Linked DNA regions of Homo sapiens: region 2 is linked to region 1. Evidence: chromatin loops called from intact Hi-C (ENCODE). Cell type or tissue: sigmoid colon. All regions are shown on one strand. Links, peaks and the distances in the headings refer to the core of each region. The heading gives the core; the rest is flanking DNA. Region 1 holds the start of IPW (imprinted in Prader-Willi syndrome). Region 2 overlaps SNHG14 (small nucleolar RNA host gene 14).

Region 1 (5,395 bases), core at 235-5,234:
TAAAGAGCTGACACATAATGGTCTTATGGAGGCAGATTCAGTTTTGGGCTCGGATTGCCGAGGAAGACCTGTTGTGACCACTCGTCTTTAACTCCCCAGAACTGTATCCACCCTCAGCTGGCTCTCAGATGGGTTTTCATGCTATTTAACTGGAAACAAATGTCATCAAACTCAAGAAGAGCAAGATCTATTAACTCCTTCCATCCTAGGCCTGTTTCCTATAAACATGCAGTTCCCTGCCCACATACCTGCAAGGGTGTCCAAGAGACCACAGGTAGGCATGGAGAGCCACTGACCAGGGAGTAGGTTGTCAGCTCATTCTCTGGAGTTTTCTTTAATTCATTCTTTTGCTTCCTGACAAGTCAATAAACAAATTTAGTAATATTTATCACAATGTGGTAGCTTACAATTCTATTTTCAAACATACTTTCCCCAACATAATTTTAGCTAATATTTCTAAGACAGGTATTTTATAAATGTTGTTTTTATCGTATCTGAAAGTTAAGGCAAGGGCATGGACAGTTTTGCTTCCCTAGGGGCTCTATCATCACCTGACATAAAAGAAAAAGAGAAAAAATAACATTTTAAGAAAAAAAATGCAACTAAAATACATACATCTGTATGTTAATATAAAATACACACACACACACACACACACACACACAATCTAATTTAACAATGAAACATTCAGGAAGAATGGGTATCCTGTGCTGGGAAAACACGGAGGTTGCTAAGCCCTTTGTGTGTCACGTGCACAGGCTTCAAATACGCACTGCCCTCCCTTTACCCTATAAGGTCCAATGGACACAGAGAGTGGCCAGCTAATGACTACGTTAGTAAGATAAAATATTCCCATTCTATTAAGACTGAGTGTTATAAAACAAAATTTGTACCATTATATACAGAGCAATACGATCATGGTCTATTAGCACCCAGTGAAGCCCAAGGAAAGCTTCTAAGAATTCCACTGGTGAAGGACATGTTTCTAGCTCAACAACTTTCATAAGACCATCTTCACAAAATATACATTTCAATAATTTCTAAGTATCTGGAAAGGTTGGATTAAACTAAGGTACTCTTTTTTAAAATAATAGTCTAAAATTTGGCCCAAAACAATAATCTAGTGAAAGGCAATATTTATGTGCAATAATCAGGACTATCCTAACCACTCTTCATTTAAAAGACATACATAAATAAAATATCTTGATCTATGATTTGGAAGAAAGCATGTAATACAAAATCATTTTCAACAGCACCAATATAACTAGAAAGTCTAGATATGATAAAATGATGTAACTCTATTCAGAATAGCCTCATAACAGTGGCTTACATGTGATTTACTGATCTCAGCCCTGTTGATTACCTAAGGGACAAATGTAAAACTGTGCATATCTCAAACAGATGTGCTAATAACCTCTGAAGCCATCTGCAAAACAATCCATCATAAATTTTACCAAATGTATTTACAGGTTTTCTTCAATTGTCCTGTCCCTGTCAACCATTAAGATATCTTGAAATTACAGATTCATGTAAAAGTGTAATGTCTTAACTTTACAAAAAAAGTTAAGCCAAGAACATATAATAGTTAAAACGTGCATTTGTCTTCTGAATAAAAACATACTGATACAAGGCTACTGTTTTAATTCACTCTGTTGTCTCCTGACAAGTTAATAGACACATTTAGAAATATTTATCACAATGTGGTAGCTTACGATTCTATTTTCAAACATACTTTTCCCAAAATAATTTTAGCTAACTTTTCTAAGACAGATATTTTATAAATGTTTTTATCACATCTACATCTTTTATCATAGAATAGCATACATGTAGTAGCTCTAGATAATCTGAGTCCAATAGAACTTTCTGTGGCAAAAGAAGTGTCTTATAATTCTATTCTGTAATATCAATTATGTTGATAATACATGGTGTAGAGTAACTTGAGAAAAATCACTAAATGGGTAAAGAGTGCAATCAGCGTGTTTCAGCCTATCACTAACTGTGTTAGGGACAAGTTCTCATTTTATTTAATATAGTATCTTCAAGATAGAGAGCACCTTTTCAATGATTAGGAGAGATATAAAATAAAAATAAAGATAGTATTACTTACAGGTCCTGAGGGGTATATGGCATGCCTGGAGTCCACACGCAGAGGTCAGGGAGCGAGAGAGAGAGAGGGAGAGAGAGGGAGAGAGAGAGAGAGAGAGAGAGAGAGACACCCAGGGGCCAATGCCCTTATTGGGTCAAGGGTACTATTCAAACAGGTTTTCTGTGGAGACTTTTAAGTGGTGGGTTTAAAGCAAGCAGGCAAGAGTTCCCTGGGGTCACACTGTGACTGGGAGGTGGACACTGGTTCCATGAGGGGTGTGGGGTTCCAGGGTCTTGTCAAGTAGATTGCATCAAGCTGTCCCATGATGAAGTGGTCCAAAGGAGGCAGTTGGATAAGGCAGCTATCTGGACCAATCACACTGAGGAACGAGAAGGAGGTGTAGAACTGGAAACTGTGCAAAAGTGAGTAAGCCTTGCTTCTGGTATAACAAAGTTAAACTTATACTCAAGATGGATGCCGAGGCAACATAAAATTATAAGAATTCACTACATGCTTCCAATGCCCATACCCAAAAGGACACACTGCTCAGGCCTCAGGGACATTCTCTCAATCACACATCTCATTCTAGCCCAATTTCATCTTCATTCCCAAAAAGGAGAAACTGTTCAAACATTCTTGATATCCAATACCTTTCTGCTATAAGCTAAGCAGAGAAATGTCAAACATCCTAGAATCTCTAGGAATGAAAACCATGGAGGACTCACCATGTGATTAATGTTGATATATGATTTGATTACAAGAGGCTTCCCAAAATAGATCAAATTATTGCCTAGTTAAAATAATTCCCCACTGGCTACAAACATACTTGCCAGGCACAGTGGATCATGCCTGTAATCCCTGCACTTTGGGAGGCCAAGGAGGGCAGATCACCTGAGGTTGGGAGTTTGAGACCAGCCTGGCCCACATGGTGAAACCCTGTCTCTACAAAAACACAAAAATTAGCGGTGTGTGGTGGCACGTGCCTGTAATCCCAGCTACTTGGGAGGCTGAGGCAGGAGAATCGCTTGAACCCTGGAGGTGGAGGTTGCAGTGAGCCAACATCGTGCCACTGCACTCCCGTCTGGGCGATAGAGCGAGACTCAGCCTCAAAAAATATATATATATTTTCTTACTGCTCCTTGCAGAGCAGGGCTAACCCATAGACAGCGTTCCCAGAGTAGCCCAAAGATAAATTTAGAATGAGTGATATTGCTACGGGATCTTCTGGAAACCTCACAGAGATGAGCACTGAAGCCAGTGAGAATCAAAATGTCAACGCTGTGTTGTTGAGTTGTAAGTGCAATGAGAACTTTGTTTTCCTTCATAGCTCTCCCCTCAAGAAAGCACAATGCAGCAAACAGCGACATTCCTGATCCAATCTATAGGGTCAGTAGTGATGTTGTCTCCATCATTCCTAATTCTAATGATCTGTGTCAGTCTAGCTAAAGGATTGTAAATTTCACAAATCTCTGCACAAACCCAACTTTTGGTTTCATGGATTTTTCTCTGTATTTTGTCTGGTTTTTTATGTCATCAATTTTTGCTCCAATCCCTATTGTTTACTTCTTTCTGCTTGCTTTGGATTTCATCTTCTAGTTTAGTCTTTTTCTTGTTTCTTAAGGTGGAAGCTTATGTCATTTATTTATCTTCCCTTTTTTTCTGATACAGTTATTTAAAACTATAAATATCCCTCTAAGCATGTCTTTAGTTGTATCAAATTCTATGCAAGATGTTTTCTGGATTCCTTTTATTTTTTAGACAGGGTCTCACTTTGTCGCCCAGGCTGGTATGCAGTGGTGCAATCTTGGTTCAATGCAGCTTCTACCTGCTGGGCTCAGGTGATTCCCCTACCTCAGCCTCCTGAGTAGCTGGGACTACAGGCATGCACCACCATGCTCAACTCATTTTTTGTATTTTTTTGTAGAGATGGGGTTTTGCCATGTTGCCCAGGTTGGTCTTGAACTCCTGGCCTCAAGTGATGTGCCCACCTACGCCTCCCAAAGTGCTGGAATTACAGGTGTAAGCAACCACCCCCGGCCTTTCTAGTTTAATATATATATTTTTGACCAATGGGCTCTGTAAAGTGTGTTAATTTCCAAATATCTTGTGACCTCCAAATTTATTTCTGTGTTGATTTCTAATTCCTCTATGGTCACACAACATACTCTACATGGTTTCAATCTTAAATTTATTGAGTACAGTTTTATAGCCTAACATATACTCTATCCTGGAGAATGTTCCAGGTATGCTTGAAAATAATTTGTATTTCTGTTGTTGGGTGAAGTTTTCTCTGTCTGTCTGTCTGTCTGTCTAACTGTCTATCTATCTATCTCAGGTCAAATTGGTTGACAACATTGCTGAAGTATGTTGTAACCTCAATGATGCTCTATCTAATTGACTTATCACTGATTAAGAAGAGGGTATGAACAAAAGCTTTTATTGTTGAATTGCCTATTGATCCCCTCAATCATGTTAAATTTCAGTGTATGTAGTTTTGGGCACTGTTGTTAGTGCTGATATGATTGTAATTGTTACATATTCCATATTAACCCTTCTATCATTAAATACTATCCTTCTTCCTCTCTAGCAATACTTTATCTTAAAGTCTCTTTTTTCTGATGTCAGAATAGCCACTTCTGCTCTCTTCTGGATTCGCTGGATATAGCTTTTTCCATCTTTTTACTTTCCAACTATTTGTATCTTTTGTTCTAAAGTGTCTCTTCTGTAGACAGCGTATAGTTGCTCATGTTTAAAAAACAACGGAATTTCCTAATCTCTTAAAAATTTAATATAATTGTCATATGGCTGGGTTTATGTCTGTCATTTTCCTATCTGTTTTCTATATGTCTTATTGGTTCCTCTGTTCATCTTTAACTGCCTTCTTTTGTGTTAAACAGATCTTTTCGGTTATTCTATTTTAATTCTTTGGTTGTTCTTTTAATATTTTTTGAATTGTTTTCTTACTGGTGGTCCTAGTGTTTATAAAATACAACTTAAATGATCACAGCCTCCCTCAGATTAACAATATATGTGTAACATGGCCTTTTATATGACTTGAAATCAATTTGAGAGAAGCAATTCTATTGCTCAGTCCAGATTTCCAAAAGATACTGAAGCCATCATCAATCCAGGCATGTTTATAAAAGGGACTGTGAGCCTGAGATAGGAGACAGACACTACACACTAACAATTCTGTCACACTTGGACACAATGACACCATCACCACACTAAGTCATAGAGACCAGGATACAGGAACGATGATCCAGCCACATGGCTGACTACCATTATCATTGGAATGTTATAGTTCCC
Region 2 (5,395 bases), core at 124-5,123, 70 kb after region 1:
TAATCATCAGAGAAATTCAAATCAAAACCACCATAAGGGCCCGATGCGGTGGCTCATGCCTGTAATCCCAGCAGTGGGAGGCCATGGTGGTGGATCACTCAAGGTCACGAGTTCGAGACCAGCCTGGCCAACATGGTGAAACCCCATCTGTACTAAAAATACAAAAAGTAGCCAGGCATGGTGGCACACGCCTGCAGTCCCAGCTACTTGGGACTCTAAGGCAGGAGAATCGCTTGAACCCGGGAGGCATAGGCTGCAGTGAGCAGAGATCACACCACTGCACTCCACCCTGGGCGACTCTGTCTCGAAAAACAAACAACGACGACAACAAAAAAAACCCCACAATAAGATAGTATCTCACAACGTCAGAATGGCTATTATTAAAAGCAAAAAAGAGAAAGATCCTGGCAAGCCTGAAGAAAAAGGGGAATGTTTAAACACTGTTGGTGGGAATGTAAATTAGTCCGGTCACTGAGGAAAACAGTCTGAGAATTTCTCAAATAACTTAAAACAGAGCTACAGTTTCACCCAACAATCCCATTTCTGGTATATACCCAAAAGAAAATAAATCATTCTACCAAAAGACACATGCACTTCAATGTTCATCACTGTGGTATTCACAAGAGCAAAGACATACAATCAACCCAGGTACCCAGGACTGGTTGTATTAGTCAGGGTTTCCCAGAAGGACAGGACTAATAGGATAGATGTATATATAAAAGGGAGTTTATTAAGGAGGATGGACTCACACAATCACAAGGTGAAGTCCCATAATAGTTCCTCTGCAAGCTGAGGAGCAAGGAAGCTAGTCTGAGTCCCAAAACCTCAAAAGTCGGGAAGCCAACAGTGTGGGCTGAAGGCCTGAGAGCCCCTTGCAAACAACTGGTGTAAGTCCAAGAGTACAAGAGCTTGAAGTCCAATGTTCAAGGGCAGGAAGCATCTAGCATGGGTGAAAGATGAAGGCTGGAAGACTCAGACAGTCTAGTCCTTCTATATTCTTCTGCTTGCTTTATTCTACCAGCAGCTGATGAGACTGTGCAGCTGATTAGATTGTGCCCACCCAGATTGAGGGTGAATCTGTCTCTCCCAATTCACTGACTCAAATTTTAATCTCCTTTGGCAACACCTTCACAGAGACACATCCAGGAACAATACTGTGCATCCTTCAATCCAATCAAGTTGACACTCAATATTAACTATCACACTGGTAGACTGGACATAGAAAATATGGAGCATTTTCACCTTGGAATACTATGTAGCCATGAAAAAAGAATGAAATCATGTTCTTTACAGCAACATGAATAGAGCTGGAGGCCATAATCCTAAGCACATTGATGCAGGAACAGTAAACTAAATGCCATACATTCTCTCTTGTAACTGGGAGCACTTGAAGGTAGAAGGTGGGAGGAGAGTGAGGATCAAAAAACTACCTATCAGGTACTATGCTTATTACCTGGGTAATGAAATAATCTGTACACCAAACCAACATGACTCACAATCTACCTATATAACAAACTTGCACATGTACTCCTAAACCTAAAATTTAAATTTTTTAAAAATGTATCAATTACTAGACAATAAAGATACAGAGAAATAAATAATAAAAATTCACTAGAAAAATTTAATCACACTATTTGAGCTAGCAGGAAAAGGTAATCGAATTTGAATACAGGACAGTTGAGGAGATCCATTCTGTGAAGCAGAAAGAAAAAAGAAAAACAGCTTCAGAGAACTGAGGAACACAGCATATCAACATGTTCATAAAAGTCACAGTAGAAGGGCAGAAACAGTTTGAAGAACAAACGCCTAAAATTTCCTTAATGTAAGGGAAAAACATACATGTACATATAAAATGAGTCAAATGAACTTGACTCACTCAAGTGAGATACACATAAAGACATGGAGACGTCATAGTAAAAATTTCAAAAGCCAGTCTTCAAAATATGAAGAGAAAAACAAACCCATCAGGTACAAGGAATCCTCAATGAGACTAACAGCTGATTTCTCATCAGAAACTCTTGAAGCCATAAAACAGTAAGATAACATATTCAAACTATTTTAAAGAAAAAGAAGTAAGACTGTCTACCCATAGATCTTGAAACAGCAAAAGTACTCTTCAAAAATAAAAAAGAAATGACATTCTAAACCAACAAAAGCTGAATTTGTCAAAATACCTATCCTACCAGAAAAATTAAATGGAGACTTCAGCCTTAAGTGAAATAGCACTAGACATTAACTTTGATCCATATGAAGAAATGCACAGGACCAGTAAAATAATTATTAGGCAAATATAAAAGATGGTATAAATGTTTGAATGACAATAATATACAAAAGGAAGGGTGAGAAAACAGAGCTATATTGAAAAATAGTTTCTGTGTACTATTAAAATTAACTATTAAATCTAAGCTATATTATAAATTAACAAATTAACTATAATCTCAAAGGCAACCACTAATAAGTAAACACAAAAAATTAAAAAGAAAATTAAAGCAGTACACTATTACTTATTTAACATAAAGAACAATAAGAAAAACAAAACAGATATATGCCATAAAAGAAAATAGAAAATGGCAGATGTGAATTTTACCTTATCAGTAATTACATTAAATGTTCATGAAGTAAACTCTCCACTTAAAAGGCAGAGATGTATCTTTTTAAAAAAACACATGATACAACTATATGCTCTCTACAAAAGATACACTTTAGATTCAAGGACAAAAAATAGGTAGAAAATAACCATCCTGGGCAAGATACCAAGATTTCATCTCTACAAGAAAAAAAATACAAAAAAATTAGCCAGGTGTGGTGGTGTTGGCCTGTAGTTTCAGATACTCAGGAGGCTGAGGTGGAAGAATTGCTTGAATTACAAGAGTTTCAGGTTGCAGTGAGCTATGATCATGCCATTGCGCTACAGCATGGGTGAGAGAGTGAGATCCTGTCTCAAAGATATTTTGTTTTAATTAAAAATAGGTAGATAGTAAAATAATGACAAGATAAACTGCATACAGTAACCAGAGAGAGTTTATGGGCTATAAGTCAGACAAAAACTACAATTATCAGGCTAAATAAATTTCAAGATAAAAATTGTTGGTAGAGGGCCAGGCACGGTGGCTCACGCCTGTAATCCCAGCACTTTGGGAGGCCGAGGTGGGTGGATCACGAGGTCAGGAGATCGAGACCATCCTGGCTAACATGGTGAAACCCCGTCTCTACTAAAAATACAAAAAATTAGCCAGGCGTGGTGACAGGTGCCTGTAATCCCAGCTACTCGGGAGGCTGAGGCAGGAGAATGGTGTGAACCCAGGAGGCGGAGCTTGTGGTGAGCAGAGATGGTGCCACTGCACTCCAGCCTGGGCAACAGAGCGAGACTCCATCTCAAAAAAAAAAAAATTGTTGGTAGAGACAAAGGACATTTCATGATGATTAAACTGTCAATCCATCAGGAAGATATAACAATAATAAAGATACGTGCATCCAACAACATAACCCCCAAATTAAATTTTAAAAATGACAGAATGGAAGGCAAAATAAACATTATAATAACTGAAAATTTCAATACCTCACTTTCAATGATGAACATAACAATGAGACAGAAGATCAAGGAAATAGAAGACAAACAACACTATAAAACAGTTACATAACATCCATCTATGGAACAATCTAACCAGTAGAAAATATATTATTTTCAAGTGCACATGGAACAGTGTGCAGGGTAGGTATTAGACCACACACTGGTATCAACAAATCTGAAAGTAAAGAAATCAGAAAAGTATGGTGTCCAACCACAATAGAATCATATCAGAAATAAAGGAAAAAAATTGGGGGGAATTCACAATATATGGAAATTAACACATTACTAAGAATCATTGGGAGTTCTTGGGAGAAATAAGAAAATTTATAAAATAGTTTGAAATCAAAGGAAACAAAACACAACAAAAGAAAATATATATGTAGCTAAAAGAGTTCTTTGGGAAATTTATAGCTGTAAATGTCCATATTAAAAAAAGGAAAATCTCAAATCAATAATCTAAACTTTTACCTTAAGAAAACAGAAAAACAAAGCAAAGCTAAATCAAGTAGAATAAAAGATATAAGAATAAAATGCCAATAAATAAAATAAAAAATACAGAAGAAAAATAAAAATATCAAAAGCTGGTTCACTGAAATTTTTTGTTTGTTTAGTGACAGGCCAGGTGTGGTGGTGTGTTCCCACACTCCCACCTACTCAAGATGCAGAGGTAGCAGGATTGCTTAGGCTCAGAAGTTCAAGGCCAGCATAAACAACACAGTAAGACTCTGTCTCTTAAAAAATTGACATAACTATATCTACACTACTGAAAACAGAAGACCCAATTTTCATAAAATCTGGGATGAAAATCAGACTAACACCCTTATATAAACAAGTTATGTCAACAAATTACATAACCTAGATTAAATAGGCACATTCCTAGAAATATATAAATTACAGGAACTGTCACAAGAAGGAAAAACAGAAAATTGAAGTCACCTTTAACAAGAGATTGAATTAGCTACTCAAGTTTCCACAAATAAAATTCCACACAAATGATTTCTCTGATGAATTCTACCAAATCATTAAAGAAATAACATCAATCCTTCACAACTCTTCCAAAAAACAGGAGAGCAGAAAACATTTCCCAACTTATTCCATGAGTCTACTATTACCCTAATTTTTATCAAAACCAAAGACATCATCAAAAGTGAATCACAGACCAATATCCCTAATGATGCCAGGCATGGTGGCTCCTGCCTGTAATCCTAGCACTTTGGGAAGCCAAAACAAGAGGACTGCTTGAGCCCAGTAGTTCAAGACCAGCCTTAGCAACACAGTAAGATCCTATCTTCACAAAATAAAAAATTTAAAAATTAGCTATGTGTGGTAACACATACCTGTATTCCTAGATACTTGGGAGGCTGAGGGTGGAGGATCACTTGAGCCCAGGAGTTAAGGGCTACAGGGTGAAGAGCTGAAGTGAGCTCTGACTGGGCCAATGTACTCCAGCCTGGGTGACAGAGAGAGACTTTGTCTTCCCAAATAAATAAATGAATAAATAAAATAAATTGGGCAAAATTCTACATTTGTCATTTCATGCAAAATTCAAATAGAATAAAAATGTAAAGGACAATGATTCAGAAATGAAGGTGGAGAGACTCACCAAAGTAAAATATACAGTATTTAGATATTATCCAGTAAGCCACTAAAAAAATCAACAAAAAGATCTCAGGATGTGGCATGGAACGCATGACGTATATGAATTCCAAAGGATGTTGGTTTAACTACTCACCCCTATTTTCTGAAGTGGAGGACCTCATTCCAGCCCTCCTCTACCTCAGCAAAACAAAATAGAAGAAAAAGAAATGGTCTCAGAAAATACTC

What was found. Peaks named below come from ENCODE experiments on the same cell type or tissue, not always from the same donor. Only the 100,000 strongest peaks of a DNase experiment are listed, where the experiment ranks them.
Region 2: it touches region 1 in a loop (2.7-fold over the local background); 3 of 110 quality-filtered maps call a loop at or near these places.

The regions. Positions count from the first base shown.
Region 1 is chr15:25,112,369-25,117,763 of GRCh38, reverse strand. SNHG14 (small nucleolar RNA host gene 14) reads right to left here. Exons shown (of 148, transcript NR_146177.1): 59 at 2,108-2,465; 60 at 249-354. IPW (imprinted in Prader-Willi syndrome) reads right to left here and starts at 1,219. Exons shown (of 3, transcript NR_023915.1): 1 at 249-1,219. In sigmoid colon, for the core only: no CTCF peak of the experiment used is centred there; no DNase peak of the experiment used is centred there.
Region 2 is chr15:25,042,424-25,047,818 of GRCh38, reverse strand. All of the region lies in intron 23 of SNHG14 (small nucleolar RNA host gene 14), which reads right to left. Among named protein-coding and RNA genes, the nearest start is that of SNORD109A, 3.1 kb to the right of the region's middle. In sigmoid colon, for the core only: no CTCF peak of the experiment used is centred there; no DNase peak of the experiment used is centred there.